Regions from separate parts of the Homo sapiens genome. Here all the other regions are linked to region 4. Evidence: chromatin contacts called from ENCODE Hi-C or POLR2A ChIA-PET data. All regions are on one chromosome and are shown on one strand. Each heading gives the region's core, a stretch centred on a gene start or an enhancer-like site at or near the end of the contact. The rest is flanking DNA. Distances are from core to core; before and after follow the strand shown. Region 1 overlaps LCOR (ligand dependent nuclear receptor corepressor). Region 2 holds the start of LCOR (ligand dependent nuclear receptor corepressor). Region 3 overlaps SLIT1 (slit guidance ligand 1). Region 4 holds the start of FRAT2 (FRAT regulator of Wnt signaling pathway 2). Region 5 holds the start of MORN4 (MORN repeat containing 4).

The links. A loop is a pair of places that touch in the nucleus more often than their neighbours do. ChIA-PET counts read pairs that join two places held with the same protein, here RNA polymerase II (POLR2A). Pooled maps may share reads with other maps.
Region 1: a loop to region 4 is called in a pooled map, with 2.1 times the contacts of the local background. The contact joins the enhancer-like site here to the promoter of FRAT2 in region 4. A Hi-C loop is called at or near these places in 1 of 37 single-sample maps with no recorded cell type and 2 of 50 pooled maps. POLR2A ChIA-PET finds 5 or more read pairs at or near these places in 1 of 52 experiments (activated CD4-positive, alpha-beta T cell).
Region 2: a map of CD4-positive, alpha-beta T cell shows a loop between it and region 4 (7-fold over the local background). The contact joins the promoter of LCOR here to the promoter of FRAT2 in region 4. A Hi-C loop is called at or near these places in 3 of 168 maps with a recorded cell type or tissue (CD4-positive, alpha-beta T cell, gastrocnemius medialis and naive thymus-derived CD4-positive, alpha-beta T cell), 2 of 37 single-sample maps with no recorded cell type and 20 of 50 pooled maps.
Region 3: a loop to region 4 is called in a map of mammary epithelial cell, with 6 times the contacts of the local background. The contact joins the enhancer-like site here to the promoter of FRAT2 in region 4. A Hi-C loop is called at or near these places in 1 of 168 maps with a recorded cell type or tissue (mammary epithelial cell) and 5 of 50 pooled maps. POLR2A ChIA-PET finds 5 or more read pairs at or near these places in 1 of 52 experiments (OCI-LY7).
Region 5: a map of CD4-positive, alpha-beta T cell shows a loop between it and region 4 (4-fold over the local background). The contact joins the promoter of MORN4 here to the promoter of FRAT2 in region 4. A Hi-C loop is called at or near these places in 5 of 168 maps with a recorded cell type or tissue (CD4-positive, alpha-beta T cell, CD8-positive, alpha-beta T cell and naive thymus-derived CD4-positive, alpha-beta T cell), 3 of 37 single-sample maps with no recorded cell type and 14 of 50 pooled maps. POLR2A ChIA-PET finds 5 or more read pairs at or near these places in 3 of 52 experiments (GM10248, RWPE1 and activated B cell).

What each region holds. Positions count from the first base shown.
Region 1 is chr10:96,973,212-96,978,689 of GRCh38, forward strand. The region is part of intron 7 of LCOR (ligand dependent nuclear receptor corepressor); the gene reads left to right. Among named protein-coding and RNA genes, the nearest start is that of SLIT1-AS1, 130 kb to the right of the region's middle. Within about 2 kb of position 1,325, at least 2 of the 41 ENCODE cell types and tissues checked have a DNase peak (open chromatin) inside an H3K27ac peak, as active enhancers do.
Region 2 is chr10:96,830,374-96,836,092 of GRCh38, forward strand. LCOR (ligand dependent nuclear receptor corepressor) reads left to right here and starts at 1,925. Exons shown (of 8, transcript NM_001346516.2): 1 at 1,925-2,026; 2 at 3,033-3,106. It overlaps LOC102723665 (a long non-coding RNA gene), which reads right to left and starts at 2,085. Exons shown (of 1, transcript NR_135921.1): 1 at 259-2,085. RefSeq lists a cis regulatory region at 273-472, silencers at 1,508-1,807, 1,828-1,877, 1,888-2,607, 2,648-2,707, 2,748-2,987 and enhancers at 1,734-2,448, 2,449-3,164, 3,165-3,878.
Region 3 is chr10:97,034,441-97,040,091 of GRCh38, forward strand. It overlaps SLIT1 (slit guidance ligand 1), which reads right to left. Exons shown (of 37, transcript NM_003061.3): 21 at 5,548-5,651; 22 at 3,258-3,326; 23 at 31-102. Among named protein-coding and RNA genes, the nearest start is that of SLIT1-AS1, 65 kb to the right of the region's middle. RefSeq lists enhancers at 1-584, 3,642-4,142. Within about 2 kb of position 3,296, at least 4 of the 41 ENCODE cell types and tissues checked have a DNase peak (open chromatin) inside an H3K27ac peak, as active enhancers do.
Region 4 is chr10:97,330,832-97,336,301 of GRCh38, forward strand. It overlaps FRAT2 (FRAT regulator of Wnt signaling pathway 2), which reads right to left and starts at 3,898. Exons shown (of 1, transcript NM_012083.3): 1 at 1,666-3,898. The coding sequence starts at 3,741. The coding sequence ends at 3,040. It overlaps LOC105378448 (a long non-coding RNA gene), which reads left to right and starts at 4,015. Exons shown (of 2, transcript NR_188201.1): 1 at 4,015-4,140. RefSeq lists an enhancer at 2,609-3,516 and silencers at 3,067-3,116, 3,127-3,256, 3,597-3,746, 3,837-3,986, 4,117-4,466.
Region 5 is chr10:97,631,020-97,636,157 of GRCh38, forward strand. MORN4 (MORN repeat containing 4) reads right to left here and starts at 2,481. Exons shown (of 5, transcript NM_178832.4): 1 at 2,328-2,481. RefSeq lists an enhancer at 2,745-2,834.

The sequences.
Region 1 (5,478 bases), core at 75-2,574, 360 kb before region 4:
TATTCACTTTTGCCTACCCTTTCACTGCTTCTCCTAAGCCAGTTCTGTGGAAAGAAAAGTTTGTTCAGGGGTTTTAAAGTACACCTATGGCTTTCTAAAGAGTGGAAAAATAAAATTTCCACACCCCATGCCAACCTTCTCCATTATGTCTACACAACTTTGTCATAACCTTGGAATATCCTTATATTCAGGTGTGGAGGATACAACAGATGTGAAATAGCCAAGAGTAGATAAATTTCTCCGTGTAGAGCAAGGACTTGTCAGCAGATTTTTTCAGGCCCTCCTGACTATACTTATACTTTCTGTGCTTAAAGGAGAAGAAGTGAGTAAACTAGGGGACACAATTTCAGATTATTGTCTGGCAAAAAATATAACTTGTTATGCCTTGAAGAGGGGGTGAGGAAGCATTTTTGTTTTATTTAAAGAGTCAAGCCATAGTAATTTACAACCCTTGACTATAGTCAGCTCTCTAAAGCTTGCTTTCCCCTTCTGTTTTCCTGGGACTCCCTGTTTCTGCTATTAAGATTAGCTCCTATCCAAACATCATTCTCTGTGGCTATTGATCTTTTTTCAGTCAAGAAGAATGTATTTTGGTCATCAGTGATATTGCCTTTGCTCATCAAGCAGTTATTGGTAGTTAGAGAGTAAATACCTAAATTCATCACTCCTAAATTCTAGACTCTCAGACTTGTCACTTCACCTCCATGCCAAATCTCTTCTCCACTTGATCTTTAACTCTAAGATAACATAAGCATTGCCCACCCACCAGTATTAACCACAGGAATGCTTTCCATCAGAAATTAAATGTTGTGTTATTGACTTGGTAGGCAAGTTAAGCTGTGTCTAACCTATGATGTAGATAAATATTGAGTAAATCATTAAAGATGGGGTTATGAAACAACAATCATTCTTAAACTGTAGCTTTTAAAGGGTTTATGAATATTATCTTATCCTTTTACCACACCCTTAACAATTGGGCATGGAACTGAAGATAGGAAGACAGTGGTCAAGGTCATGCACACCGTTTCTCACCAAGGAGATAAACTGAAAACTAATTTAAGTATTGGAAATCCAGTTTTTTCTTTTCCTTTATGAGAAGTGGGAGTACTTCCTCCCATTAACCAATCCCTAGGATCTTACTGTGCTTTAGTGGTGGTTTTCAGGTATTTCTGATTAACGAATAATTCACTTGACTATTACAGAGTCCTCTTGATGAGCAGAAGCAGCATGAACTAGCATGAGCTCAAGTCATTTCAACATCTGTTATGAATTACTGTTCTTATAAAGACCTTATTTAGTCAGATGTGAAGGACATCGTATGATACAGACTATAATCTGCACCGAACTAAAACAGTGCTTCCTGGACCTTAGGCCAAGTTGAGGAAATGGTTTGCAGAACAGAAAATTGCCTCTCTCTGGTTTCCCTACTAGCTGCCCAACAATATTCTAAGTTAATGCAAGTGCTATATTTAGGGTTTGTTACAAATCTAAGGTCTCGGAAAAATTGAATAACTAGAAGCAAAAGTAAAGACAAGCTGTTTAAAACAGGAAAAACTGGCTAACACCTATTTTTTAACATAAAAAAATAGTAATAGAATTAAATATCAGGAAGTTGAGATTCATTTTTAAAATATTCAAATGATAAAGTGAAATTCATCTAAATTTAGGTGCTATTGGCCGGGTGCTGTGGCTCACACCTGTAATCCCAGCACTTTGGGAAGCCGAGGCTGGTGGATCACCTGAGGTCAGGCGCTTAAGACCAGCCTGGCCAACAGGGTGTAAAACCCCATCGCTAGTAAAAATACAAAAATTAGCTGGGTGTGGTGGCACATGCCTGTAATCCCAGGTACTTGGGGGGCTGAGGCCCAAGAATTGCTTGAACCCGGGAGGTGGCGGTTGCCGTGAGCCAAGATTGTGTCACTGCACTCCAGCCTGGGCGACAGAGGGAGACTCTATCTCAAAATAAAATAATAAAATAAATACTTATGTGCTATTAAGAAAAATTCCAGAAAAAAAAGTAGGAAGCTGGATAACTTTGAGGCACAGCCAAAACTGATTTTATTGCTATATTGTAAAGTTAGCTGTTATAACAGGGCCTTTTAATGACACCTGGACAAAGGTTAGTATTCATGTGAAGGCCTCTCAGATCGAAGGGAAGCTGTTGGTGGGCTCATCATGCCTATGTGTCTAGTTGCCTACCAGACATCTCAGGTTCAGAATCATGTAAATATCTTAATATGTATAGTACAGAGCTCTTCAGAAACATACACAGCCTAACAACCACCAGCCACTATCTTTGTTACCTTTATTCCTATCTCAGTAAATGGTGCTGCCCAGGAAGAAAACTCAGGAAGCATCCTAGATGTCCCTTTTCCCTCTCCTCTTTTTTGCTAAGAGAAAACAGGAAAACATGAAACATGGTCCCTGCACTCAAGTAGCTTACATCTGCTTGGGAAGCTAAGACAAAAACAAGGCAAAGTCAATACAAGATAAAAATTATAGGATAAATATACAAGACTCTGGCCAGGAGTGGTGGCCCACACCTGTAATCCCAGCACTTTGGGAGGCTGAGGCAGGTGGATCACCTGAGGTCAGGAGTTCGAGACCAGCCTGACCAACATGGCAAAACCCTGTCTCTACTAAAAATACAAAAGCTAGCCGGACGTGGTGGTGGGCGCCTGTAATCCCAGCTACTTGGGAGGCTGAGCCAGGAGGGTTGCTTGAACCCGGGAGGTGGAGGTTGCAGTGAGCCAAGATCACGCCATTGCACTCCAGCCTAGGCAACAACAGCGAAACACACAAGACCCCGTGTAATTGAGTTTTACCAAGCACAGTGGCTTAGGATTTTCAGGAAAGAATGCAATCAAACCAGGTGGGGTAGTTTTGAGCTGGCCAGTGACAGGCTGACAAGAATACCCTGGTACCTGCTCTTACACGTTGTCCCTGATCCTTTTTATGAGGAAAACATACAAATGATCTTTTTTGTTGATGCCATTTTCTCTGGAGGTTGCCATTTGCAGTTCTGTGGAAAGAAACGTTTATTTTCTTTTCATTCTCCTGAGCTTCCACAAACTACTGCTCTAAGTGTCCCTTAAGGTTGGTGTAGCCTGTGTCAGTCTCTCTGATGCTACTGTTTTTTAGTATCCACATGCTGTATTACATTGTTCCAGGTTAGAGTTCAGTGGATCCTGAACATGTTTCTTTAGCATGCCTTAGTGGTGGCATGGAAGACACCACCGCCTCTTGCCATGAGGTTGTGAAATACATTCCTACCTACCTGTGGCTGTCTAATGGGGACTAGCTTGAGCCATATGGCCATGGTTGTTGCTTCAGGGCTGGCTGCATGGCCCTTTGGAAGACCTTACATTAGTTAAGGGTAATGAAGATATTGGGGTGCTATTAAGTTATTGAAACATGGGACAGCAGCAGATTAGAGTCTCACAATCATGAAGGAAGTTAGATAATACCTGTGAACTAAATTATTACTCATTTATTCTGTGTGAGCATCACTTTAGAGGAAAGTGCTTCTTCAGCTTTCTTCATAGCACTCTGTCTTCTTACTGCATGCATACCTTGATGTCATTCAACCCCAGGCATCTCATTAATTCCAAGCACTAAAGCTTGCTTCCAGAACCCAGCTATAGGCATGAAGCGGTACCTAGAAAATTTTTGCGAAGAGTTAGGTAATGATTGTGCTTCTTGAATTAGGAAGAACCGTTTATCTCTTCAGTTTTTCTACAATTAGATGCCATAATATTTCTTCACCCTCTTCACTGACCTTTGTCATCCTTTTTTGTGTATTGCCAAAACGCACTTGGAGTATGTTCTTTGATGCATTGAAAAGGCACCCACTTATTTATAGTCACCTACCTTGGAAACATCAGGAACATATCAGGAACTAAGGAATAAAGGCTTTTGAGCAACAGAAGTTGTGGTTAGAAAATTCATGTACTTACCCCTAAAACTATTCCTCAAGCTTTCATTCAGAGCCTATTTATTTTTACTTAAAGTACCATTTTGGCACTTGGGATATGGCTTCTCAGCTAGTGAGTAAAATTCTCTACTAAAGGTAGAAGTAGGACTGCTAAGATCAGCCACTGTTTGGAAGCCAGTAAGAAAGAAGATTTAATACAATACAGGCCACCACTGTAGTTTTTAGGAAGTCAGACTTAGTTAATTGAGTTGCCCCTCAAACTATTAATCTAATTCAGTCTAGTATAATAAAAATAATAGCCAGACTTCAGTAATAGTCCATATGGTAATGATCCCAAGTATCAGGAAGAATAAATTATGTTCCAAGATAATATAATTTTTTAAGACTTCCATCAAAAAAAATTTGAATCTTTAAATATTTGCTTTAAAATGTTTGGTACTTGAAGGTTAAACTTTATCCAGAAAATGTACCCCTTTTAGGTTATAAGAAAGCATTAATGCATGTTCTTGATCTCCAAGTTTGTTTGTTTGTTTGTTTGTTTTTTGATGTGGGGTCTCACTCTGTCACCCAGGCTGTAGTACAGTGGCATGATCATAGCTCCCTGCAGCCTCGACCCCCTTGGCTCAAGCGATCCTCCTACCTTAAGTCTCCCAGGTAGCTGGGACTGCAGGCTCATGTTAGCAAGCACAGCTAGCCCAGTGATTTTTTACTGAAGCACTTTTAATTTGATTCACTGACAGTAGTGGTAGCTGATATTTGTATAAACTTTGTAGGTTTTTCCTTGGAGAATTTCCAAGTGGTAGATGGGGCAGGTACTCTACTAAGACCCAAAGTGGTTAAATGTTTTGGACAAGGTCACATAACTAGTAAGCAGCAGGACTACTTACTGATTCTCCATCTCCACTCTCGTACTGTAGCCTGTAACACATATTGTGCTGTTGCTTTCATCTGGTAGACATAGTGACAAAGTTCTTCCTAAAGGGGTCTGGGGTCCTTCAGCAGGGGCCTCCTCCTGCCTGTTCCATGAGCAGAAAAGTCTGCAGCTGCATGAGGATTCTGTTGAGCTCCTTTGTACATCTCATTGAGTCGGAAAGTTGGAAATGTCCTAACAATCACTCATCCAAGGGTGTCACTGATGTCTTGCCTGTTCCAAAGGAAGAAGATAATATTTGCCATTCTTGCAAAGCAGGAGGAGCTTATTCCATATGCTGCCTTTTTAAAACTTTTACTAAGTCCACTTTACAGATAGAAAAGTACTCAATAGGTTTTTTCTAGCTGCTTTCGTCTTTTCTTTCCTTTGGTACATTTTGTCCCCATCGCCAGTATGTACTTCAGAGTTCACCGTACTTGTGTACCTTTTGTAATACTTCTATAATAATATTTTTTCCTAGAGTATTCACAATTCAGGTATCATTGGAAAGTATGAGGTAGGCATTTTCTATGACATTTCTAGTCTTTCAAATCCATGGTCTAATATAGGCCCTTTCAGAAACCCATGGCACTACCGACTAAAACTGCTTTCTTGCTAGTTGTGAAAACAAAAA
Region 2 (5,719 bases), core at 675-3,174, 500 kb before region 4:
TTGGGAAACTTGTCTCCTGGCTTTTGTTGCCCTTTCTCTACCCAGCAACTATGTAATCTTGGTCAAATCACCTTACTTGTCTGGGCTTCCAATTTCATATCTTAAGTTACAAAATTGATCTCTGAAGCCTCTAGGATTCTCTGAATCCATATGTCTGGGACTAAGAGATTATGTCGAGGAATTATTACCCTTGGTTTGATTGTTTTTTAAACAAATTAACTTGGGGTGGTTGGAAAACACATTGATTATTTACTCATCTTAGAGTTACACGTTGTTCATTTATTTGAAACTGAAACGTATTTCCTCCAAACACCGTAGAAACTTAAAGGCCGCAAAAGACTCACACCCACCACCTAGCGGCGAAAAAAGGAAGTTTCAGGTGATACAAGATGTCCTGCCATCACACCTGAAGGATGGTTGTCCACAGCCATTTTTTAAAATCTCGTATTAGTCCTCTTCCTTCAACACTCAGGACAGTATTATGTACCCAGAAACTCAATACTTCCTGGCGTCTTCATTTGACAATACTCTTAAGCCAATGAAATCCTGTGGGACGTTTGCGAATTTTATAAAGATCAATGTTTTAAGATTGGCGGGGTGGGCTGGGAGTGGTGGGGGGGAAGGTGCCTTCCTACCCTTGCATTTGCATCTCAAGCCACCCGTACCCGAGGCCCACCCAGTCCATCTGTTCATTGGTAGATACACCATTCCGCCATTCCGCCAGTGGCTGGTGCAGAGAACCAGGACCACCACCTTTGAAAAGACCTAAATCAATACTCCAATGGGATCCTGATGTCAAGTATTTAACGACTTTGCTTTACCTACTACAGTAATTAAAATTAAGTCTTCAAACTTAAATTTAAATTTCTAAAAGCAGGAATGCACTGTCCTTAATCTTAAACACCAAAGGTGGGAGAAAGAGGCCAGAATCCTAGGGTACTAGGCCTACTGGTATAGGGCGATCTCTTCTGCTTTTTTCTTTCCACCCCATTTCTTTTCCCTTTCTCCTTTCGTTTCCCATCTTCTCTCTTCTCGTTCTCTTCGAAGTAACAGTGACAAAATTAAGGTGATTCAATTATTCCAAGAGGCTTGCTCATATAAAATATTTCTCTTCAAGCCCTTTCCTGAAATCCCAAATTAAAGCATTTCCAATAGTCTCTGCTTTAAGTATTCCTAGTTAAGTCTACTTTTGGAAATATTAAATATTCTCACTTTGGCACAATATTCCAAAATTCCTTGAGAAGTTCGCCTACGATCAGTCTTGCTAGTAGAAACCTTTTTTTTTTTTTATTTAAAACGCTCGATTTCCACTTTTTACTAGGTTTCCCAATGTTGGCGATGTCTCCCAATGACTTAATAACGTGTATCCACTTCACCTTTGAAAATCTTAGAGGTCAGTGCATCCACCGGCATCCGGGAATTTATTCTTATTTCTGCTTCTTAAACAGGCTCTGGGGAGGAGCAGTTTCGACGGAGAAGTTCATAGCAGCAGTTATTACGGAACTTGCAACAGTTGGTGCCGGGCGATAGGCAGGTTGGAAGTGATAAATGGGGCTGGCGTAAAAAACAAAAAGCCCCGGGGAGGGCGGGGGCAGCCGTGGCCTTGGGGGACAGTGCGAAGGCGGCGCGGGGCCAGCGGGACTGACTTCCGGCTGTGGGAAGGCGCCGTCCCGGGCGGCCAGAGGCGGCGGCAGCCGCGTAGAAGGACGGCGGGATCGCAGCCCGGCGGGCGGCGCGCGGGGCGGGTGAGCGGGCCCAGGCCGCCCCCGGGCCACGCCGGGGCCACGGTGAGGTGAGGCCGGCCCTGCCCCCGCACCGCCCCCGGCAGGAGGCGCGACGCCCGGGCCGCGGGTGCGTGCGCGGCCCCGGGCGACGCGGCTGGGCGTGCGCGGGGCCGCGGCGGAGGCTGGGCCGGGCGGGCGGCAGAAGATGGCGAGGGTGTGTAGGCGGCAGCAATGCTCCGTTGAGAGACGCGGCTTTCGGCAAGAACTGGATTCGTGGCGCCACAAGCTCATTCACTGTGTAGGTGAGACCCTCCGCCGACCGCCGCCGCCCCTCCGGCCGCCCCGCCGCCGGTCGCCCCAGACCAGGGAGGAAGCTGGGGAAGTGGCAATTGCTGCTCCGGCCCGCCCGCCCTCTTTGGCTCGAGCGTCCCCCCTTCCCCCACCCCCCGGAGTGTGAGCGCGCGCGACCTCCAGGCGGGCTCCCCTGCTCGGCCGAGCGCGCGCCGGCCCCTCCCCTCCGCGCGCCTCCCCGGGGCTGGCTCTCGGCGGGAGCGCGGGTTCCTCCCCCTCCCGCTCTCCATCCCCGCCTGCTCGCTCCCCTCCCTCCCCGCTCCCGCCCCTGCTCCCGCTCCAGGCCCGGCGCCCCGGCGCCGCCGCCGGCTTATTGTGGCGACTCGCCTCGCGGCGCTGCCGCTGTACTGGGGGAGGCGCGAGGGGCGCGGGCGTGCTCGGCCCCCACCCGCGCTGTGGCCGCCGCCGTCCTCCTCCTGCGCCACCCCTCCCCCACGCGCGGGGCGCGCCCCCGGGTCTGCGTGCACGCGCGGCGGGCTGCAGGCGGGCGCCCGGCGCTCGGGCGTGTGCGAAGCGTGAGGTGGAGATGGGGGCGGAGGGAGCTGGAGCTGTCACAGTCCCCGGGTGCGCCTGACCGAGCCAAGTGGGGTGTCATGGCCGCGGGGGGCAGCGGCTGCACTTCCTCAGCGGGCGGCGGTGGCCGGGGAGTTAATCCTCGACGCACGGGTCGGTGTGTGCGTATTTGTGTTCGGTGTCGTGCTGCGGGAGGAGGGGGTGGGACCGGGTCCGACCGAGGAGCCCCGGCGGGGGTCGCTCTCGTCCCCTCCCGGGGATTGGCCGGAGCCGCAGCCTCGCCCGAATGCCCCGTCCGCCCCCCGCCTCCCGGACCTTGGGCCGCCCTCGGGTGGCTTTTTCCCTGCGGGCCGGAGGGAGCGCGGACGGGGGCGCCCCGGGAGGGGCCGGGCGGCCGAGCTGCGCCTCTCACACTGTGTGTTTTGTCTGTTTTTCTCTCCCAAGGTCCCGTTTCCCTCTGTGCGGCGGCCGGCGGGACCATAAGGGCTTAACTCATATATTTAACCCCCCTCCAAAAAGTAAGTGGCCCGTGTGGTGTCTCCGCTCCGCCCGCCGCCCCCTAGCCCCAGTCCATCCTTGTGTCTGACTCTCCTGTCCTCCAGCATTGTTACTTCCCCGTCTTTGCTTCGGTGCTGCTGGTGTGTGGGGAGATGCCCTCTCGTCGTCCGCTGTCCCCCACGCCCAGTCCTCGGGGAGGCCCAGAATTCCAGCCCCTTCTCCCCCAGGGGAATATTCTTGGGAACCAGGTCTTTCCCGGCAGAATCTAGGAGAGTCTATCCGTTCGCTTGGGCCCCTCATTCCCTCCTTCCCGACAGGGTTTCGTTGGAAGGAATTATGCAAATCCTGCTTTCTGGTGTCCATTCAGCGGCAATTTCATGCGGTGAGAAGTTCTCTTTGTTGTGCGAGGGGGAGAACAGACACTGATTTAATAGACATATCTGTTGGGGGGAAGGGTGGAGGGGGTGTGGAGAGGCTCAGTTTGGAAGAATTACAGCACTTGGTTAGCTCAGTGTCTTTGTGTTTGAGCCTTCTGGCTTGACAGGAGGGTCTGCCCTTTACAATGTCCCACAAGGGATGTTTTCGATAATAGATTAAAAAGCAAAATTGAAACTTTAAACAAGTGAAAAATCAGGTAACCTTTACTTAAAGAATATACGCCTTTCCATTTCTACAGGGTTTCATTACGAAAATGTATAGCGTGAGTTTCGTTAAGGATTTAGACTGTAACACCGAAATTAATATAGGCAACAATGCTTTAAGGTATCTGATACCAGTTTGGTTGTCCAAAGGTTAAAAGTGCATTTTCAAACATATGCTTGTGCAAATAATAAAGGCATGAGTCAGTTTTTTGGTATAATTCGTCTCATGAATATATTTTAAAATTCCCCTCCTGCCAATCCAAGACCAGTGCTGCCCTCCAGGAAACAAACAGCCTTTTGCCTATCAGTTATCCTGTACTCTGCTCTATCTCTGCTTGTTTTATTCTTTCAAAGTATTATTATGCATGTACTAAAATGTTACGTCGGTTTAAGTACTTTTTGAATTACTTGGTATTTCGGACTATCATAGAAGAGAGCATATAGCAGGTTTTGAGAAGCATGAAATTAATGCGTTTTCAGAATTGTGGGTTAGTATCAAATGCTGGAATTGTTTTGAAGAATTTTTAGTTCTTGTATGTTTTACATTTGTTAGTGATTGGTTTTTTCAGCAGGGCTTTTTAGTCTTTGAAAGATTTTTAAATTTATAATGTAGTCCTGTCCTGTAGATTTTCTGAGTTCCATGTTGCTTTAATTTAGATGGTTTTAATTAGTGTATCTTATTCTAATTCTCTTTGCATTTAATCCTGGGCTCCTGCCTCAGGACCCCATTTTTTCAGTCATTGCTAGTTAGTGGTTAGTTACTGCTGCTTGACAAGATGTGTTTTTGTTTTTGTTTTTGTTGTTGTTTTTTCTTTATTGAGACGGAGTTTCACTCTTTTGCCCGGGCTGGAGTGCAGTGGCGCCATCTCGGCTCACTGCAACCTCCGCCTCCCAGGTTCAAGCGGTTCTTCTGCGTCAGCCTCCCGAGTAGCTGGGACTACAGGCGTGCGCCACCACGCCCAGCTAATTTTTGTACTTTTGGTAGAGACGGGGTTTCACCATATTGGCCAGGCTGGTCTCGAACTCCTGACCTCATGATCCGCCCGCCTCGGCTTCCCAAAGTGCTGAAATTTACAGGCGTGAGAGCCACTGTGCCCGGCCGTGTTTTTGGTTTTTAAAATTATGACTGATAAATTATTTCTGTAAATATCTGAATGGAATATCAACATTTTGATTCATTTTTTGAAGGCAAATTTTAATCTGGTGATCAAATTTCTTAAAGCATACTTTTAACTCCAAATTTCCACTTTAAAGATAGTAAAGTTCAGAAGATTATAGAGTCCAGAGTGCAGAGCAATATTTTAATCTGAGCAGTAACATATATTCATAGTCTCTCAACTAAAATCAGTGGGGCCTCATATTTTCTCTTTTATTATATGTAATTTTGTTTTTTAAGAGGAGAGTTCTAAGTAAATTAATTGTAGTGTTAAGAACTTTCTATATTTAAAAGGACTGGCAGTGATCCTTAGGCAATTCAAAAGGTAACTTGTTTACTTCCAGATGTAATAATTTTTTAGTGGGATTGGTTCTAAACGGTCAACCTGTTTGTTTCTCTTGACTGATTATCTTAATACTTTAGGGTCATTTGGTTTCTGGAAGGTATTTAATTTACAGCAGTTTGGATTAAAAATTAATTCTCATTTCTAAAATCGAATTCTCCCTTCTATTAGTACTTTTTTGGAGGGTGTGGGGGCAGGTGGTGGTGGTGATGTTGCTGATTAAATGATTAGGTTCAGTTGAATTGGAGTTAGTCCTGGGTTCAGACAGTGATTATGATCAAGATGGATGATATTTGGTTACCAGGTGATTATTAAGGAGTCCTCTGAGACTAGGATGATCAGTTTAGATTCCAGGAAGATCTAGGCTCTCTCTGCGCCTGATATGATGTAACCTTTTGCTTTCCTGCACCTTGCCCTTGCTGTATTTTCAAGAAGCTCTTCCTAATGTGGGGAAAGTTGTGGTGATTTCAGCTTAGCTCTAGCTTGGCTAAAA
Region 3 (5,651 bases), core at 2,046-4,545, 300 kb before region 4:
GCCCCCCACCCCAGCCCTGCTGGGACTCACAGAGTGGTCAGCTGGCTCATGTTGGTGAAGGAGGAATTGCTTAAGGAACTGATCTTGTTGTTGCTCAGGTCCCTGGAAAAGGCAAAGGCATCATGATTTAGAAAGAACTCACTCAGCCCTGGCTCACATTCACGGGCTTCTTCCCCTCCCTCACTCTGCCCAGGGCCATTCCCCAGCCAGGTTGGCCAGGGGTGGAGAGGAGCCCTGGTGCACAGCCTCGGGTCTCAGCGCTTGCTTAGCTACAGTGCTGCGCTGCTCCCTCAACTCCCTCAGGTACCAGGGCTTGGTGCCTCCATTTCCTGACCCTCACCCCCATCCCTCTGCAAGCAGAGCCTGGCTCTGCCCCTTTTTACCATGGGAACACTCCCACCAGGGTGTTGGTGGCCTCCCGACCAGATCCAGCACTCTCTCCTTTCTCTCCTGCCAGCACCTTAGGTGGGCTCGTTCAGAAGCCCTCCCTACGAGGCAGTCCTATGAGGGAGAGGGCAGCCCCATTTGACAAAGACCCAGAGTCTCAGAGGGATCCATGACTCTTGAAGGGTCACCAGCTGGTCGGAGGCAGAGCCAGATTCAAAGCCGGTCCACTGGCCACAAGCCCAGGTTGCTGCCATGGCCTCTCCGAGTCACCTGTGGCATCTGACACAACTGATCTCTCTTCTCTTCTCAAAACTCCCGCCACCCGCTTTCCTCCGCTCCCGACTGTCTTTGGGGGCCTTTGGCTGTGCCTCCTCAGTCTCTGGTAGAAGCTTCCTTTGTACTCAGCCCAGAGGCATGGGGATTGCTAAAGCCCATCTGTGCCCTGTTTAGTCCAATCTGGGTGCCCTCGGGGACGCCCCTGTGCTGACAGTGCCCCCCTCCCCATGGCCCCAGCCTGTCCTCTCATGAACTCCTCCTCCTGATGCCCACAGATACTCAAACTCCGCCCGCATCTTGTTCTCCCTACCACGCCCCATCCCCCAGGCTCCAGCTCCATAATGCTGCCTGCCCACACATCTGCCCTCTCATCCCACCCATCTGATCCGCCCCTGGCTGGTGGCCCTGGTCACCTCTCGCACCGTGCCCTCCTCCTGAGCCAGCGTCCTCTCTCTCTGGCTCCTGCCTGGGATTCTGACCTCATCTCTCACCCACTGCTTTGCCCCTTTTGATCCATCTGCCATGAGGGTGGCACCAGAGCAATTTCTCTATGACACAAAGCTGACGAAACCCCACAGTGGCACCCATGTGCCTAGCATGTGGACTCCAGGCCCTCTAGCTGGCCACCTGTCGGCACTCCTGGGTCTAGCCCCTGCCCCTCCCTCCCTCTGCTCCCTGCTCCGAAGACTTCCCAGGCTTAGGATTCACTAAGCTTCTTGAAGTTCTCTGAGCAGACTACACTCTGTGGCCCCAGACAGCTTATTCCCTCTGCCCACCAATGAACTCCAGCTCGTGTTCCAAGATGCCCTCCCCGCAAGCCGCCTCCCTGAGTTGATCACATCCTCCTTGAGCCACAGCCCTAATCAGCATTGACCTCTGTTGGAACCCTTATCACCCACACGACTTTATGCGCTCCCTCCCCTCCCCTGCATCCTCCCTAAACCATGACAGTCTGGAGAGGGGGCCATGACTTCGGGGCCTTCACGTCTGCCCACTTCATGCGCTCTCAGCTCAGGAAACATTTAGAAAATGCAACGATGTGCCGTGCCTTCATCTTCTCCTCCTGAACGTTCCTCTAATCTAATTCTAAATCATTCCACTGTCTTTGGAGATACATTTAAGTGCTCTACTGAATGTTCAACACACTTTGTGGTCCTCCCCTGTGATGAGGAGGTGGTGGTACTTCAGCCCCCAAGAGGCAGTTTCACTGGCTCAAAGCACTCTGACACCAGCCACTGAATCACACTACTCCATCCCTTCTCCACCCCTCCCATTGGAACATTCAACACACATTGGCCAGGTCATTAAGCAAAGACAGATAAATTGGAGCTTCAAAATTCTGTAAGCCAGAGCCGCCCAAAGTAGCCAGTCCTTGAACTAAATTTCACCAACCCACAATAAGAAACTTGGGCCAAGATCCGGTCACCACACCTAGCTTAGTTTACGCGAACATTGTTTCCATAGCAAGACTTTCTCAACAAAGGAAGCAATACATTGATTTAGATTCTGGTGTAAGCGCCATATCTAATTACAAACCCATTACAAACAGTTCTGGGACTGATGTGGGCCCGTAGATTGCACTTGGAGTGGGACTGCTCCAAATCACACTAAGGTGGAATGTTCTCTGGACTTCTTTTTGGTAGAATCTGGCCAAGGAGCAGATAAAGACAATTGAAGTGAGGAGCTAGGTAGGCTAGAAAACTAAAAGGAGCTGAACTTATTATCCTGAGGCTTATTTTGTATATTTTCATGGAGTAGAAGGGGTCAAAGGTGGAAATAATAGAAAAGCAGAGGCGTAGCCTGAAGAAAAACTTAGTTACAGGTATGTATTTGTAGCTGCCATAGTTCATACTTGGTTTGAGAGCTGAGCTGGACCGAGAAGCTTTCCATCACCCTCCACTTTTCCTGGCTCCTTGGCTCCTAACCTTGCAAGAATAACCCCCTTTGTGTGTGTGTGTGTGTGTGTGTGTGTGTGTGTGTGTGTGTGTGTGTGTGTATGTGTGTGTGTGTGACGGAGTTTTGCTCTTGTTGCCCAGGCTGGAGTGCAATGGTGCGATCTTGGCTCACTGCAGCCTCCACCTCCCGGGTTCAAGCGATTCTCCTACCTCAGCCTCCCGAGTAGCTGGGATTACAGGCATGTGCCACCATGCCCGGCTAATTTTGTATTTTTAGGAAAGATGGGGTTTCTCCATGTTGATCAGGCTGGTCTCGAACTCCAACATGAGTTCGAGAGGTTATCCGTCCGCCTCAGCCTCCCAAAGTGCTGGGATTACAGGTGTGAGCCACCGTGCCCGCCCGACCAGGATAACCCTTTTAACAGTCACGACCAGCCTCACGGGGGAGCTTTGGGGAGACGGCGTGGGCAGGAGGAGGAGGCAGGTCCAACCCAACATGGCCTGGAACTATGTAATTGCCAATCGTGGCCACTAGGTGGCAAAACAGCTCTAGGCACAGCTGTTCCCAGAGGGGAGCAGGGAAAGGAAAAGAAGCAGGATCTGCCCAGAAGTGAGGTCCGTAGGAAATTCCAGGAAAGCCGGAGTCCTGATGGTTAGATGCCAAAGGCCCTCCTGTCCTCAAGCGGCCTGGATACTTACACGAGCTGCAGGTACTTGAAGGTAGACAGCTGTCCCGGAACCAGCGTGAACTGGTTCCCGTCCAAATAGCTGCAGAGAGAACACAGCGGCGTTAGTGCCCATCTCCACCTCTGGTGGTGCCCCATGCTGGGGACAGCCTTCCCTGCAGCCAGGGACTTCGCTCTCATTTCCTCTCCTCCACATAGGCCACACGATGGGCCCAGAATCACTTATGGGAGGAGAAAATATGTACGTTGTTGAAGCCATCTGGGGAGGTGCCACCCAGAGGACTTGGTAAAAAGCCAATAGTCACGTGGCCTCTCTCGGTTCCCTTCTCGCTTCCCTTCTCACCCTCCCAGCCTCCTCCTTGTCCATGGACACTCCCTGGGCCCCTGCCTTCCCCTCCCTGCTCTGCTCTTTCCTGGCCAAATAGATCTGATTTGCACGTTACCGGGCCCTGCCAGCTCCCAGGGCCCCCTGTCCACCTGCTGGCATGGGCTGTGAAGCTGATTCACAGCCAGACTGCCCAACCAGTTCCCCCTCATTCCATCAGCACCCCTCTGCCTTCCTGCCTTCCAGGCTCCGCACCCTGATGTCGCTTCTCCTCCTCCCTCTGCAGCCAGTGCCACCGCTGCTCTCTCACAGCTTGCTTTCCTTGCACTCTCATGCCACCCGCCGACTGTGCACCACCACCCATGCCCGGGCTCCTGCTGCAGCCTCTTCTGTCTGTTCTCTGCACCTTGGACCTCCCTTCTGGCCTCCACTCTACTCACTGCTATCCAAGTCACTGTCCTTAAAACCAAGCCCACCGAAATCCTCCTAAGCCCGAAGCTTCCCAAGGTTCCCATTTCTACAGGATAGAGCTTGGGATTCAAGATGCTCTGAACCTCCCCCTCTTCCCTTCATTGTTGACCATTCATGCCTCCAGCCTGAAGGTGCTAAGCAGTGGCCCAATGCCAGGAGCTGAGCCAAGCTGAGCTCCAGCACAGGATCTCCACCCCCCAACTAACTACAGCCTGCAGGACAGCTCTCCCCCACTTCCCAAAGCCCCAGAGAGGAGCAAAAGGAGGGCTGTGCTCATCCTTACCCCTCGCTCTGCATCATACAAACTGACTTCCCACCCATCTCGTTTGATCCTCGAGGCAGTCCTCGTCCACATACCCAAGTAGTCCCATTTCACAGATGACAAAACTGAGGTTTAGAGAAGTTAAAAGATTTTCGCAGGCTCTGAACTTCACCATCTTCAGTCAAAGAAGGTAGGCTGCCCCACCCATCCCATTATTCTCAGGGCTGCTAGGAGGCTCCAAGGAGAAAGCAAGGACTCATGAGGTTTGTAGGACACTAACTCTGCAGTAGAAAACAGGGTGAAGACGGGGCAGGCCAGGCCCAGGAAAAGGCCCGCAGTGGTTGATGTGCTTGTGAAGAAAAGGCCAGCCTTGCTGGTAATGCAAGAAATAACAAATAGAAGCCTCATCGCTGGTCCTGGGGGTGGGGGGAGAAAAGCTCAGCTTTGGAGGCCTGGAGGGATCAACCCCAGAGCACAGGAAGAGGTCAGAGGTCAGGAGCTGGCCAGAGTCTTTCATTGGGAGGTGTCTGCTGAAGAAGTCCCAGCTCTCCATTCCTGTTTGTCAAATGCATCTATGTCCAATCCTCCACATGTGCTCAGATACCAAATACCAATCAGCCAGGATTTCAGCACCATACTCAGTGCTGACCCAGGGAAGCAAGAAGGCCACCTTCTCACATGGTCAATGGGAGTGCAAAGGAAACAGATTTTCTTGGAAGACCATCAGGCAAAAGGCAGCAAGAGTCCTAAAAACGCACCGCTCTCTGACTGGCGATTTCAGTGAGGGGGTGTTAGCACTGGTGCTGTTTATGACAGTAAAAAAAAATTGGAAACAAATATCCAACAAAAGGGGTTTTGTTATCTGGGTCATAGTAGATTCATGTGAAGAACACTACACTGCTGGTGCAAAAATCACATTTGTGTCTTCATGACACAGGAGCCTGAGACAATGACAGGCGGGAAAGCAAGGTTCTCCTCATTTTAAAGGCGGAGCTTAGTTTAAAGGGAGGAAGCACTCGCTGCCATGCGGTCATCAGGTGACCGCAGAGGGAGAATCAGAGAGAAGCTCAAAGCCTTTCTGGAGGCAGTGTTTTCTGCAAAGCCCGAACTCCAGCTCCTAGTCAGCTAATGCCTGCTCTTGGTCACCTCCTCCTCCCATGGCTAGGCCCCAGCCCCTCAGGAAATGCCCCCACTGTCCCCGTCCTGTGGACCCACGTGAAGGGGGCAAGGCCTTGAGCTACTCACAGTTCTGTGACATTCTTGGGAATGCCCTTGGGCAGGGCCCGCAGGTGCTTGTTGCTGCATCGGACCACGGTGTCCAGGCAGGCGCACTCCTGTGGGCACTGTGG
Region 4 (5,470 bases), core at 2,648-5,147:
CGTCTTAAAAAAAAAAAAATGCCAGGTGCCGTGGCTCATGCCTGTAATTCCAGCACTTTGGGAGGTCAAGGTAGGCGGATCACAAGGTCAGATCGAGACCATCCTGGCCAACATGGTAAAACCCCGTCTCTACTAAATATACAAAAATTAGCTGGGTGTGGTGGCATGCTCCTGTAGTCCCAGTTACTCGGGAGGCTGAGGCAGGAGAATCACTTGAACCCAGGAGAGGGAGGCTGCAGTGAGCTGAGATCACACCACTGCACTCTAGCCAGGCGACAGAGCGAGATTCCATCTCAAAAAAAAAAAAATCTTGTAAAAGGTGCCAACCAGGGTGCCTGCCCTAACAGGGATCAGCTCCATCTCTACCTAGGAAGTAGAGAAACACTCAGATCTTGTAGGTCTTTTCCCATTGTCTGTAGTCCTTATCTATAAGATGGAAAAATAGTGCCTACCTCGTGGCACATAAAGCCATGTGGTAGTACCAAGAATGAGCAGCTATCACTTTTTGAGCAATGAAGTCTCCCCTTCAAGTCCTCATTTAACCCTTCCAACTCCCCTATTAAGTACTATTGTTTTACAAATCACAAGGGAAAAACTCAGAGTCTTGACTTGCCCACCATGACACAGCTGGTGAGCAGAAAGGGCTGAGGCAACTGAGCATCAGCCTTCCTCTGCAGCCCCAGCCTCGGGAGTGTGCTGAGCAGGAGAGGTTCCCCGGGGGCTGGGTTAGTAGAGCTGGGCAAGGAAGGGGCAAGGCAGGGGCCAGGTGTGGTGGCTCACGCCTTTAATCCCAGCACCTTGGGAGGCCGAGGAGGGCAGATCACTTGAGCTCGAGTTCAAGACCAGCCTGGGCAACACAGTGAGAACCCATCTCTACTAAAAATATAAAAAATTAGCCTGGCATGGTGGTATGAGCCTGTAGTCCCAGCTACTCAGGAGGTTGAGGTGAGAGGACTGTTTGAGCCCAGGAGGTTGAGGCTGCAGTGAGCCAAGATCGTGCCACTGCACTCCAACCTGGGTTACAGAGTAAGACACCATCTCAAAATAATAAAATTAAATTAAAAAGAGAAAAGGGCAAGGCAGGAACTAGGAAGGGATTCAGCAAGGGCTCTATGCCTGGGAAGACAGGGCAGAGAGAGAATGAGGAGAGGAGGAGGGCTACTTCGGTCAAATCTAACCCCTGAGTGCTCAAACCAAGCCATTTTACAACTACCAAATACACTGCTGTAAAACCCTGTTTTTCTCTCCCAAGGCCATAGCTCAAGACTAGGTCAGTCTCAAAGGGGAAAGCAGGCTGGCTTCGCCTGTGCCCTCCCCATTTTGCACAAAAACGTCCAGATGAAAACCCACCTCCCTCCACCACAGCACCTCTTTGCTCTCCAGCCCAGAAAGCATTTCTAGAATACATTGTCTTTCCACAAAGGGAGTGGAAGCCCATCTTGCAGCTTCTAAAAACCTGGACTCAATTTTCTGATCTTGTGGAATAAAAACTTAGAAGCACTCAAGTCCTGTGGCTCTACTAGGATTCTGTGCCCATCAGCATTGGCCCAAACCATTTGTCCAGGTCCCCCCCCCCCGGTTTAGCCCAAGTGCCCTCTTTATTAAGGACATCCCCATATGCTTTTCTGCCCCTCTCCCACCTTCCACCAAAATGCCAAACCGTGCTCCAAAACAAAAGCCAAATTTATTCAGCAGACATTTTAATTATGAAATCCTATAAATCAGGACCACCACAATTTCAGACACTCCGTTGCGAAGTGTACATCAATAGCTACATCTGGAGGATGAACAAGCCATTGAATCTTTTAAAAATTGGTTTAGCTACCTTAAAGTTTGGGGGTGGCACCTTACAAAAGCGCCGTCAAGTTTCATACAGCCAGCGGCTTCTTCTCTGGGAGAGTCACATTTTAAAACCGGTTTCAGACACAAAAGAAGGGCTGGCACGGGAGGAGGAAATAAATTGTGAGGGTGAGGAGCCGCCGAGGCCGAGGCCCATGACTCCATGGAGGGCCAGAAGAGAGCAGAAAAACGTCCAGGGTCTCTCATGCATTCCTATAGACACCAGAAAGGGTGGAATAAGAAAGCTCAGCTGGGAGGACAAGAAAGAGACTCAAGAGATCGTTTATGACTGTTTCTGAGAAAGCTCCTGGCATGGCCATGAGTGGCCTTCCGGGAGTCCTGTAAAAAGGAAAGCACAGAAAACAGGAAAGAACTCTCCCTACACGTCCCTCTCTGCCTGTTTGTGTCCTCGGGAGACTCCAAGCGGTGGTAAAGCACCAACAGGGCTCTTCTTGGAGCAAGAGAAAGAAAAGACTCCGGGGTGAGTAAGCTCTCCCAGGAACCCCACAGCAAACCGTGACCTTGAACACAGATGGCAAGGTCAAGTCATTTACAAGTCCACATTCAAATCCAAATCTCCCACCTGCAAAATTCTTCACCTCTCTCCAGTCCCTTAATTGGAGTTCACATCTCCCACCTTCACCAGCCACCGAATCGGTGGGAAAAAGGGGCAATGCCAAGCCACCCACCACCAAACTTTTACATTCTTCTCCCCTCTGGAATTTCTTTGCACAGCAATTGTAGCACCACTTACTAAGCTCCTCCACCAGAAAATAAGAAAATGTATGCGTGTCGTTAGTTTTCAAGTATTGTTATAAAGCCATCGCGATTCCTACCCCTGAGCCCTCCTTAAACAATCCAAGCTCACGACGCCCCCAAGGGCTAAGTGAGGTACAAGTCGATGCAAGTAGCTGCCATAGTTCTCCCAGTTTATCCCAGGTCCTTGGGCTTGGATGGCCCGGGAAATTCTCATGCCCCACGGAAGCACCCTGGCGCATACATTTCTCCACGCTTAAGTTTTCTCCGACGGCCTCGCCGCGGCTGGTAACTTCTCTGGTTGAGATCTCTCCCCACGCGCCTCCCCGCAGCCAAAGTGGTCGCTCCCAGGCTGGCGACGTCGGCTTCAGCTCAGAGTTAGTAGGAACTGGACGCTGTTGGGTCTACGCAGCGGCCTCCACTTCCTCCTCCAGGAGGCCTGCGTCAGAGCAAGGAGCCTGAGGGCTGCAGGGCAATGCGGTCAGGTCCGCTGCGGCCTCCCCCGGGCCCAGGGGCGCTTGCGGGGCCCGTGGCTGCAACCGCGGCGACGGCTCGTTGGAGTCTCCGCACGGCTTCCTTGATGAGGTTTCCCGAGAGCACGAGCTGCTGGAGGAGCCGATGCGGGTCGTCGTCGCCGGCGCGTGCCCCGGCTTGGGTCCATCGGCGCTGCTGCAAGCGGCGGGAGGTGACCGCGTCCCTGAGCCATCCTCGCCGGCACGGCCCCGGCAGCGCGCTGGGGCCTGCGGCGACCTCCGCCACGCAGTAGGGCGCAGCGCGTCCGCGCACGCGGCCGCGGTCCCCTAGGGCGCAGCGCAGGGCCCCAGAGGGCGCCGGGCCCACCGTCTCAGCCGAAGCGGGCGGCAGCAGCAGCGGCACCGCCGGGGGCCGGGCCTTGTCCGCCGGCACCGCCGCAGCCAGGGGCCCCGGGGCCCGCAGCGGCACCCCCGGGGGCGCGCACGGCGAGGCCGGGCTGTCCTGCGCCGCGTCCAGCTGCAGCGTCTCGCCGATCTGGGCCACCAGCCGGTCCACCTCGCCCGAGCTGCCCAGCGTCACCGACTGCTGCAGCAGGAGGAAGCTGTCGTCCTCCTCTTCCTCCCCCTCCGCCTCCTCGCCGGCTTCCTCTTCCTCCTCCCTCCGGCACGGCATGGCCCCCCGTCCTGGCACCCGGAGCTGTGCGGGCTTCGCTGGGGGCTTGGTTGCCCGCGGGCGCGGAGCTGCGGGCGAAGCCGGAGCAGGGGCGGACGCGGAAGCCGGAGCCCGCCAGGCACTCGAGCCACGCGCCTGCAGCCGCTGGAGCCGGAATCCTGCCGGCTCGGGTTGATTTGTAAACAATGGGTGACGTCGCGCCGGGCCCTACCACCGCACCGGGGCGGGGGTGACGCGCGAGCAGGCACGGGGGCAAAGGGCGGCGCGGGCGGTGACCGAAGCCGTCCCGCGCCTGTGTTCGTTGTCCCTCCAGGAGGGGGTCCGGGGCGTGGGGACTGATTTCCGACCTCCCGGGCCCAACGAGCCGTGCTGAAACGTGGCGCCTCGGAGGAGGCTGAGGTTGGTTTCTCCCACGCACGGACACACCCACACCCACTCCGGGCCCGCCTCCTGGGCCGCGGCCTCCCTCCCCACGTGTCGGCCGCGCCTAAGCCCGCCCGACTCCCGCCCCGCGCACCCGCAGTTCCCGGCCCTGGTCGTGGGGGAGGGGCGGGCCGCCGCGGGTCCGGCTTCGACGAGGCGGGGCGGGGAAAGGCGGAGGGAATTGGGAGTGAAGAGGCGGCACGTTACTTATTTACTTATTTATTATTTAGAAAAGGTCTCTGTCGCCCAGGCTGAAGTATAGTGGCGCGAACACGGCTGACTGCAGCCTCGAACTCTGGCTTAAGTAATCATCCCACTTTAAGCCTCCGGAGCAGCTGGGACCACAGGCGCGGCCACCACGCCTGGCTAATTAAAAAAATTTTTTTTGTAGAGACGGTGGTGGGGGGGGGGGGTCTCACTATATTGCCCAGGCTGGTCTCGAACTCTTGGGCTCAAGGAGTCCTCGCTCCTCGGCCTCCGAAAGTGTTGGGGTTACTGGCGTCAGCCGCCGCGCCCGGCCTAAGAGGGGACGCTTTGAAGCAGAGCAGAATCGCTCTGAGGTGAGGTCCCAGAGGCTTTCCCTCCCGCAGTCTTCAAGCCCCCGGACATATCATGAGAATAGGACTCACCGCCGCTCGGCTAAAGAAGGGTCTTTTTTTTTTTTTAAGGTTCAAATAGAAATATAGGGGATTGGCCAGGAGCGGTGGGTGGCTCATGCCTGTGATCCCAACACTTTGGGAGGCCGAGGCGGGCGGATCACCTGAGGTCAGGAGTTCCAGACCAGTCTGGCCAACATGGTGAAACCCCATCTCTGCTAAAAATACAAAAATTAGCCGGGCGTGGTGGCGGGCGCCTGTAATCCCAGCTACTCGGGAGACTGAGGCAGGAGAATGGTTTGAACCCTGGAGGCGGAGGTTGCAGTGAGCCGAGATCACGCCACTGCACTCCAGCCTGGGCAACAAAGCGAGACTCCGTCTCAAAAAAAAAAAGAAAAATATAAGGGATGGAAAAAATCTCTCATGGTTCACATTTAAATTTTTTTCCTTTTTAGCCTTTGTTCTATGAAAGTGTAGTATACAAACACATGCATACAGTGTTACACACTTTTCCACTTTGCCTTACATCATAAACGTTTTTCGTGTTATTGCATGCACTTTGAAAACATTTTAATGATTACATAAGTTTCCATCAAGTGCCTATGTTTTTAACATTTGCCTAATTTCACCATCGTTAAGTGTGTAACTAACATTTTTGTGCGCGACACTTTAAGATATTGATGATTCTTTCCTTAGGGCATATTCCCAGG
Region 5 (5,138 bases), core at 1,231-3,730, 300 kb after region 4:
TTTGCATTTTTTGGTAGAGACAGGGTTTTACCACGTTGCCCATGCTGGTCTTGAACTCCTGGGATCAAGTGATCTGCCTGCTTCAGCCTTCCAAAGTGCTAGGATTACAGGTGGGAGCCACCATGTCTGGCCCAATACTTTAATAAGGGATGCAAATCAGTATTTCTATCAGTTATCCAAATCATATTTTTAAAGAGAATATATGGCTCAGGAGTTTAGGCTACAGATACACCCATGGAATCCAGTCACAAACCAAGATGATTCACACTTCTAAACAGACACTCACCCTTTCTGCACTCCTGATAGATGGGTTGCAAAGGATCAGTCCAAACATTTACATAAAAGAAAATTACTATTCTGTCCCTGTAAACCAACACACTATTAGTCTGCACTATATACCATATTCCTGGTATCTTCATTTTCTTTTGTCCCAGACATTTCTTTTTAATTATTATTATTTTCTTATTTCCAAACAGAACTCTGAGGCAATAACGAGAATTTTTGTTTCCGTTCTTTTTATCGTTTTCTAATTTTAAGAAATCAACGTATTAAACAACATTTTTGTATTCACAGTAAACTGTGTCCAATTTAAGAGGATTAAAAAAAAAAAAACTGACATAAAGAGGAAAAAGGGCCAGGCATGATGGCTCACTCCTGTAATCCCAGCACGTTGGGAGGCTGAAGCAAGAGGATCGCTTGAGCCCAGGAGTTCAATACCAAGCTGGGAAACGTAGTGAGACCTCATCTCTACAAAACAATACAAAAATTTGCTGGGTGTGGTGGTGCATGCCTGTAGTCCCAGCTACTCAGGAGGCTGAGGTAGGAGGATTGCTTGAGCCCACAATTTGAGGCTGCCGGGGTGAGCAGTGACTGCACCACACCTGTACTCCAGCCTGGGCAACAGAGCCAGACCTTGTCTCAAAAAAAAGAAAAGAAAAGCAAAACAAAACAAAAGGTTGGGGCGGTGGGGGAGATCCAGTTAGAGAATACTGGGTGGAGGCAGCCACCCTAACTACCCACATGTCCCCCCAGAACCACCCTTCCCAGGGTACAATAGTCTTGTCAAATTATTTCAGTAATAAAGAAAGCAGTTCATAAGCTTTTAGAATCCTAAAGAGAAGAAAATGAAGGCTTTGATGAACAAAGATTAGCCTTGTTAGGAACCTAGAACAAAAAGTCAAATAATACTCCCCTTTTTTTTTTTTTTTTTTTTTTTTGAGACGGAGTCTTGCTCTGTCCCCCATGCTGGAGTGCAGTGGCAGGATCTTGGCTCACTGCAACCGCCGCCTCCCAGGTTCAAGCAATTCTCCTGCCTCAGCCTCCTGGGTAGTTGGGATTACAGGCACGTGCCACCATGCTTGGCTAATTTTTGTATTTTTAGTAGAGACGAGGTTTCACCATCTTGGCCAAGCTAGTTTTGAACTCCTGACTTCGTGATCCACCCGCCTCGGCCTCCCAAAGTGTTGGGATTACAGGCGTGAGCCACCGCGCCCGGCCTAAATATTTTTTTTTAAGTGTTTTAAAAGGAGCTCGAAATAACTGTTTTTCATTATAAGTCTAACCTCCTCTTTCCTCATGTGAAAAGTAAAGAAATGTATCGTTGCTATATGAAGGGTTCGTTTAGGGAAGACTGTGGGATGGTTAGATTGAAGAAAGTGGGAAGAAAATACTGGCGCCAAAAAGATTTTTTTTTTTTTTTATTTAAAGGCGATGATGACCTGGGGGTGATTGGGACTAGGGAGTAATACTGCCAGAATACTATCCTATTTCACGGGAAAGGGAATGCCAGGGCTGGACTCCGATATAGCAGTTATTCCTGCTGGTACCTAAGCAGTTCAGAGATGCTAGAATGCAGGGATACCACCCATCAACTAAATGAAGCATCCCATTCCCCAGGCTTCCATATGTGGGAGTTCTCTCCACCAGTGAGATAAAGGCGGGCTCAGGGAAAACAAAGCCCTAGACCACAACAAGGCAACACCTTCTCGCACCCCATTTTCACCTTCCAGGCGCGTTCCTTCCTGCTATCCGGGCCCGCTCTCCCGCCCGGCAGGGTCTAACGCTCACACAGGTCTGCCAATTCCCCTGATGCAACCCTCCACCCTCTGCTCGCTAACCCCAGTCCAGTCAGCTCTCCCGGGCCTCGACCCCCGCGGTGGAGACTAAAGGGTTCAGGTTTGGGTCCCCCACAGGCAACCGCCCTCAGGTCAGCGTATCCGAGGTGGAGCCGCGCCCCCGAGCCGGGTCATCTCGTGCTCCGTTCCTCAGTGCCCACCTGACCGATCACACTCTTTCCCGGCCCCCTCCCTCCTGCGCCTCCAGCCAACCTGGGGCCGGCCTTTCGGGATGACCGTCACGCCTGGACGCAGGGTTCCAGCGCCTCGGACTTTTCCTCTGATGGGCTCCCGGCTGCCACCTTGCTCTCCGCCACCTCCACCAGCGATTGCCCCACTTGACGCCGCCATCCTGGGCGACCGCACTGGGTACAATTCCCGCTGCCCATTGGCTGTTACCTAGGCAACCGGGAGCAACGCCACTCCGCATTGGCCCAGCCCGGCTCCACGCCATCTTTGTGCGGGGCCGAGTGTTTGCGAACCCGGGCTGACTATGTGAAAGAGGGGTGGTCCCACCTCTGCAACGCAGATAAAGACAGAGGATCCAGATCTGGCCTACCCAGAGGCCGTCTAGTTGAAATGGCAACCCCAAAGAAAACCAAACCTGCGCCCGAAGCAACAGTGACCATCAACGCGAGCGGCTCTGATCTTGCTCCAGTCCCCACTGCTGTCAAGGGCCCCGCCGCGGAGTTTAAGGCAGATCCTAAATCCAGCTTCAGAGAGGCAGCTTTGTAAATTGTAACGCGCTAGGCAGGATAGCCTCCAATAACTCTGTGCTAGACATTGTGATATCAAGACACTTTTGCATTCATTATAGGAATTTGTGCTGTCCTTGTCATTATCTAGATCCTTTTTGTTTAAAATATAGTACCTGGCCAGGCGCAGTGGCTCACATCTGTAATCCCAGCACTTCGGGAGGCCGCGGCTTGAGCTCAGGAGTGCGGGAGGCTTGAGCCCAAGAGTTCTAGATCAGCCTGGGCAACGCAGGGAGACTCCGTATCTACAGAAGAAAAAAATTACCCAGCCTAGTGGTGGGTGCCTGTAGTCACAGCTACTCAGGAGGCTGAGGTGGGAGGATCCCTTGAGCCCAGGAGGTTGAGGCTGCAATAAGCCATGATTCTGCCACTGTACCCCAGCCTGGGCGACCTAGCAAGACCCTGTCTCAAATAAATAAATTGCAAACCAAAAAGTATCTGAGACAGGTCTCAATCAATTTAGGAGTTTATTTTGCCAATGTTAAGGACATGCCCGTGACACAGCCTTAGAAGGTCCTAAGAATGTGTGTCCAAAATAGTCGGGACACCACTTGATTTTATACATTTTAGGGAGACGTAAGACATCAATCAATACATGTAAAATATACATTGGCTTGGTCCCGAAAGTGGGGGTGGGGGTGGCAAGTTCCAGGATGTAGGTGGATTCAAAGATGTCCTGATTGACAATTGGTTGAAAGAGTTTAAAGACCTGGAACCCACAGAAGGGAATGTCTGGGTTAAGTTAAGGAATTGTTACTAAGATATGCACGCACACACACACACACACACACACACACACACACACAAGGAATTGTGGAAATCAAGGTTTTTATTATGCAGAGAAGGCTACAGGTAGCAGGCTCCAGAGAGCATAGATTGTAAATGTTTCTTTATTTTTTTTTTTGTTTTGAGACAGGGTCTCCCTCTGTCACCCAGTCTGGAGTGCAGTAGCTGGATCACGGCTTACTGCAGCCTTGACCTCCCAGGCTCAAGTTATCCTCCCACCTCAGCCTCCTAAGTAGCTGAGACTACTGGTTCATTCCACTATGCCTGGCTTATTTTTGTATTTTTTGTAGAGATGGTGTTTTGTCATGTTGCCCAGGCTGGTATTGAACTCCTGGGCTCAAGTGATCCTCCCATCTCTGCCTCCCAAAGTGCTAGGATTACACGTGTGAGCCACCAAGGCTGGCCAGTGTTTATTATCAGATTTAGAAAGGTATCAGACTCTTAGTTAGTTCTCCCCTGGATCAGGAAAAAGACCTGGAAAGGGAAGGGGATTTTCTACAGAATGTAGATTTTCACCATAAAAGACACCTTTGCCTGCTATCATGACAGATGGGGCCTGCTATCTGTCAATGTTGGTATCATTGCTACAAAGAGTCTGCTGTGTCAACCTTAAGATCTCTGCTTTAATGTTAAATGCTGGTCCTGAATTCCAAAAGCAGGAGAAAATAATGAGGCATGTCTGACTCCCACTTCTCATCATGGCCTCAAATAGTTTTTCAGGTTAATTTAGGAATGCCCTTGGCCCAGAAGAGGAGGCCATTCATTTGATTGGGGGGCTTATAATTTTATTTCTGGTTCACTAGATAAATAAATAAATAAATAAAATATAGTGCCAAGATTGGAGCAAATCTTCCCAAATACCACTCACATCAATCTGTGTATCCATATGTTTATTTCTTAAACAATGTGAGTACAGCATGATGCTAGGTTCTGTCAGGCTTGAAAAGCCATGATTGTTACTCTTATGGCCTTTATAATTAGCTGAGTGTGGTGACAAGTGCCTGTGGTGCCAGCACTCGGGAGGTTAAGGCAAGAGAACTGCTTGAGCCTGGTTAACAGAGACCCTGTCTCAAAACATAAATAAATAAATAAATAAATAAATAAATAAATAAATAAATAAATAAAATGTAGTTTCTTGGCCAGGGGAATGACACACTACAAGCAGTATTTTATGAAAATTAATCTGACAGTGACACTCAGAGATGACCAGTGAGAGATTGGAAGCAAAGTAACAAACTCAGAAGTTATTGTAATAATGCAACTAACACATCCTGGAAGTTTCATGTAGCATCAGTGGAGATGAAAGAAAGGGGGTAAATATGAGACATATTTCATAGGGATATTTAATAAGAATCAACATAGTGTTAAGAGCATGGAAACAGTCTGCCTGGATTTGGATCCGGCTCTGCCATTTACCAGCTGAATGACCATGGGCACATTACCTTTACCTCCCTGGGTCTGGGTTTCCAACATCACAGGATAC